Regions from separate parts of the Homo sapiens genome. Here region 2 is linked to region 1. A link is an interaction called in ENCODE POLR2A ChIA-PET data of the cell type or tissue named here. Cell type or tissue: Caco-2. All regions are shown on one strand.

Region 1 (2,500 bases):
GATCCCCAAGTTGCCTCCACCCTGCCCCCAGCCCAGTCCCACCAAGTGCTTACGGGCAGAGGCCAGGAGCGCCAGGAGGGCAACAACAAGGAGTACCCGGGGCTGCATGGCACCTCTGTTCCTGCAAGGAAGTGTCCTGTGAGGGGCACCCCAGGTCCCCATGCCTCTGGACCCCTCCCTGGGGAGGTGGCGTGGCCCCTAAGGTAGAACCTTAGCTGGGTCTGCCAGAAGGAGTAGGGGCCGGCTCCCTGCTAATACGGGCTCTCAGAAGGGGGACTGGTGAGGGGCGAGGGATCGAGGCCCAAAGGGAGGTGGGTGGGATGGAGCAGAAAACCCACCAGACTGAACATCAAGGCACCTGCGGTCTGGACTGATCTCCGTCCAGTCCAGCCAACATGCTGTGTGTCTTTGGGTGATTTCTGGCCCTCTCCAGGCCTCAGTTTCCCTGTCTGGGGTAGGACTGGGCTGTCTAAGGCTTCCTCCAGCCCTAAGCCTGAAGAATGAGGGGGGAACCTGCACTTGGAGCCACTTCCAGCCCCACCCCCTGTGTAGCTTTGGGCAAGTGACACCCCTCCCGGGCCTCCATGTTCTTCAGGTTATGATGAGGGGTGGGGGGCACCCGTCCAGCTCCGAGGCTTCCTTAGCTCTAGCAAGTGCTTCTCCAGGCTTGCTGGCTGGGCTGGGCAGGGAGCTCCTCTTGCCCCTCTTCATCCTCCTCCCCTCCTCTTTCCCCTCCCCAGAGGGCATTACCTGGAGCAGCTGCCTCTAGGGATGAACTGAGCAGACAGGCAGGAGGGTTCTGACCTGTTTTATATCATCTCCAGGGCAGCAGGCACTGAGGACCCAGGGCGCTGGGCAAAGGTCACCTGCTGACCAGTGGAGATGAGGGCCTGAGGCAGGGTGTCCAGATGCAGCAAGCGGGCGGGAGAGTTGGGAAATCCCTAGGAGACTGAGTCCACGCTGCTGTCCCGCCAGCCCTGCAGCCCAGATGAGCTCAGGAACTGGGGGTGGGCCTGGGGAGCCCTCATTCCTTCCTAGCTGACTGGCTCCCCAGGGAGAGGCTGGTGAGAGGGGAAATGGCTTGGACATAGGCCAGGGGCCTCGGGCCCATCTCAGCCTTTCACACTGGAATTTCAGGCCCCTCCCTCCACCAGCCCCAAGCCCTGAACACAGCCTGGAGTAGAGGGGTGAGGGGCTTCTTCAGACTTGAGAACAAGTGGGTGGCTTGGGCTGGGGGGTGTTTGGAGTAAAGGCACAGAAGACCAGGCATCAGTGGCTCCGGCAAGGCCTGGTTACAGGGCTGAGCTCTCACAGCCCCTCCCAGCACCTCCATCTCTGGGTTTCAATCCAGGCAGGCGAGTGCTGCTCACCCAGCAGCCCCCCACCCGCCCCCACCCTGTGTGCCCCCCGCTGCCTCCCCCTTAGTGTAGGGCAGGGGTTGGTGGAGAAGGGCCAAGGCCGCTCAGAGCCCGAGGCCTTTGCCCCTCCCTCCACCAGGCTCCCTATTTTGCCCTCTGGACCCACTGATAACATCCCCTGGGGGAGGAGCTGGTCTCATGTCTGGGGCCCTCCCCAGCCCCCACCAGGACTGATTCTCTCGTTCACCTTCCTGGGTTCCTCAGTGGGGCTGGGGGAAGAGCAGCCCTCACTGCCCCCTGGCTGTGGGAGCAACTGGGAGGAACAAGGTCTGGTGAGGAGAGGGCACAGAGGAGTTCTGCGGGGAGTCGGTGGTCCAGGAGGGGCCGCTGACCCTTCTCGGGGCTGAGATGTCCCCTGGGCCCACAGTGAAGCCGCAGCAGGGATGGCAGGATGAGGGCGCCTGTCTTCCAGATGCTGACACCTTGGAGCCAGGACATCTTAGGCTTAAATGATGCCTTTGGCACGTAATAGGACCCAGGTCACAGAGATAACATCTCAGAGCCTCAATTTTCTGAGGATAAAATGGGGCTGGAATACTGATTGCCCAGAGTGGTGCTGAAAAGGAAATGAGATAGAGAAGTACAAAGCAGCGGGTCCATGGAGGGACTCACACCTCCCTCTCCCTCCTAACGCTGTGCCCTTCCCAGACAGCAGAGTCTGCAGGCAGAAGGAGCCTCTAACATAAAAAATAGAGCTCTGGCAGCAAGCTGTCCTCTCAGAAGTAACTAACACCACAGTATGAAATCAGAGGCCTGAGAAAGTGGCCCGGCTCTGCCCTCAGAATTCTTTATCGGTGGGTGAGACTTGGAATTCCTCTATTAGCGATCCATTCCTGGCTGGGCACAGTGGCTCATGCCTGTAATCCCAGCACTTTGGGAGGCTGGGACGGACGGATATCTGAGGCCAGGAGTTCGAGACCAGCCTGGGCAACATGGCGAAACCCAGTCTCTACTAAAAATACAAAAAATTAGCCGAGCATGGTGATGCACGCCTGTAGTCCCAGCTACTCAGGAGGCTGAGGCACGAGAATTGCTTGAACCCCGGAGGTGGAGGTTGCAGTGAGCAGAGATCGCACCATTGC
Region 2 (2,500 bases), 290 kb before region 1:
TTTGGGAGGCCGGGGCAGGTGGATAGCTTGAGGTCAAGAGTTCGAGACCAGCCTGGCCAACATGGTGAAATCCCATCTCTAGTAAAAATACAAAATTAGCCGGGCGTGGTGGCATGTCCCTGTAATTCCAGCTACTCGGGAGGCTGAGGCAGCAGAATCGCTTGAACCTGGGAGGCAGAGGTTGCAGTGGCGGAGATTGCACAAATGCACTCCCTGGGTGACAGAGCGAGACTCTGTCTCAAAAAAAAAAGAAAAGAAAAAAAAAAAATATATATATATATATAACCTGATGGTGAACTTAGCCCAGGAAAAGGTGAAGTTGAAGGACTAAAATGCTTAATGACTGGGATACTGAGTCATCAAGATGGAGTTCTGAAAGATGCAAGACTGGGTCATACTGCATTGGTAACTGGTGGAGACCAAATATCCATATATTCCTGCATATATTACAAAGCCTAAGGAACATAAGAAGTTGTTTCTGGCTCAACTTCAAGAAAAAGCCTTGTTTGCAATCTCTAAAAATTACAAGCTCATAGCTACACCATTGTTTGAATTGTATAACAATGCACTAGGGTATGGACCTATTGTTTGCAGTCTCCCTCAGCTGTTGAGCAGTTTCAAATTTATATACAATGGAATTCCTGTGCAGTGGAGAAGTAAAAGAAGCCATTTCTGTGAACATAGCTATACAGTGTAGAAGAATAAATGTGATAGAAAAGATTTTTGGGCTGGGATCACACCTGTAGTCCCAGCACTTTGGGAGGCTGGGGCAGGATAACTGCTTGAGCCCAGGAGTTCTAGACCAGCCTGGGCAACAAAGTGAGACTCTGTCTCTACACACACCACACACACACACATTAGCCAAGTGTGGTGGTATGCACCTGTGGTCCCAGCTATTCAGGAGGCTGAGGCAGGAGAATTGATTGAACCCAGGTAGTTGAGGTTACAGTGAGCCATGTTCGTGCCACTGCACTCTAGCCTGGGTGACAGAGAGAGATGGTGTCTCAAAATAAGGTTTTTTGTTTTATTTCTTTCCTGATCCCTAAATTGACACCTATTTCCCTCCCTCCCTTCCTCCCTCTCTCTCTTTCTTTCTTTCCTTCTTTTTTTTTTAGACGGGGTCTTGCTCTGTCACCTAGGCTGGAGTGCAGTGGCACGATCTCAGCTCACTGCAACCCCCGCCTCCCGGGTTCAAGCGATTCTCGTGTCTCAGCCTCCCGAGTAGCTGGGACTACAGGCATCTGCCACCACACCCGGCCTGCCACCTATTCTCTATTGTTTAAATAGTAAAATTAATATAAAGAACTAGATAGTGGGGTAAAGAAATATGATAATGCTTATGTACTTTTGGTTCTACTTATACTTTTTTTGTACAACATTCAAGAAAATGGACTTCAATAATAATAGAAAGATCATGTCATATACAAATAGAGATAGTTTTATTTTTTTAGCTCCCATTTTGAATGCTTTTTTTTTTTTTTTGAGAGGTGGCTCACTGCCACCTCTGCTTCCTGGGCTCAAGGGATCCTCCCACCTCAGTTTCCCAAGTAGCTGGGACAACAGGCACATGCCACCATGCCTGGCTAATTTTTTGCATTTTTGGTGGAGACGGGGTTTCTCCATGTTGCCCAGGCTGGTCTTAAACTCCTGGGCTCAAGCTATCCACCCGCCTTGGCCTCCTGAAGTACTGGGATTACAGGCAAGAGCCACTGCGCCCGGCCAACTTCATCTATTTTTCTTGCCTAATTGCCCTTTCTAAAACCTCCAGGACCATGTTGAATACAACTGGCAAGAGCGGGCACACAAGTTTTGTTGTTGTTGTTGTTGCTGTTGTTTCTTGAGATGGAGTCTCACTCTGTCACCCAGGCTGGAGTGCAGTGGTGCAATCTCAACTCACTGCAACCTCCGCCTCCTGGGTTCAAGTGATTATCTGCCTCAGCCTCCCAAGTAGCTGGAATTATAGGCACCTGCCCCCATGCCTGGCTAATTTTTGTATTTTTAATAAAGATGGGGTTTCACCATATTGGCCAGGCTGGTTTTGAACTCCTGACCTTGTGATCCATCTGCCTCGGCCTCCCAAAGTGCTGGGATTACAGGCGTGAGCCACCATGCCCGGCCCAGACACTTTTTAAGAGGCCTGCACTCCAGCCTGGGTGACAGAGCGAGACTCCGTCTCAAAAAAAAAAAAAAAAAAAAAAAAAGGCTTTATTTTACCTAGACCTGTTAGAAAGGATCTAATAAACAATGGCAGAGAAAAAAATAAAGCTTCCTACCTGTCTTGGGGACAGAAAGAGATTCAACTACCTTTTTGGGGAAATTATTATTATTTTGAGACAGAGTCTCCCTCTGTCACTCAGGCTGGAGTGCAATGGCATAATCTTGGCTCACCACAACCTCTGTCTCCTGAGTTAGTTATTCTCCCATCTCAGCCTCCCGAGTAGCTGGGATTACAGGCACGCGCCACCATGCCCAGCTAATTTTTTAATTTTTAGTAGAGACG

Evidence for each region. Peaks named below come from ENCODE experiments on the same cell type or tissue, not always from the same donor. Only the 100,000 strongest peaks of a DNase experiment are listed, where the experiment ranks them.
Region 2: POLR2A ChIA-PET joins it to region 1 with 5 read pairs; 5 of 35 experiments call an interaction of 5 or more read pairs at or near these places.

Annotation. Positions count from the first base shown.
Region 1 is chr11:116,828,191-116,830,690 of GRCh38, reverse strand. It overlaps APOC3 (apolipoprotein C3), which reads right to left and starts at 784. Exons shown (of 4, transcript NM_000040.3): 1 at 751-784; 2 at 54-121. The coding sequence starts at 108. RefSeq lists an enhancer at 332-1,264. In Caco-2, a CTCF peak has its summit at 1,672; DNase peaks (open chromatin) are centred at 890 and 1,540; H3K4me3 peaks cover 491 bases.
Region 2 is chr11:117,115,928-117,118,427 of GRCh38, reverse strand. It overlaps the pseudogene LOC101060089. Among named protein-coding and RNA genes, the nearest start is that of SIK3, 19 kb to the right of the region's middle. In Caco-2, no CTCF peak of the experiment used is centred here; no DNase peak of the experiment used is centred here.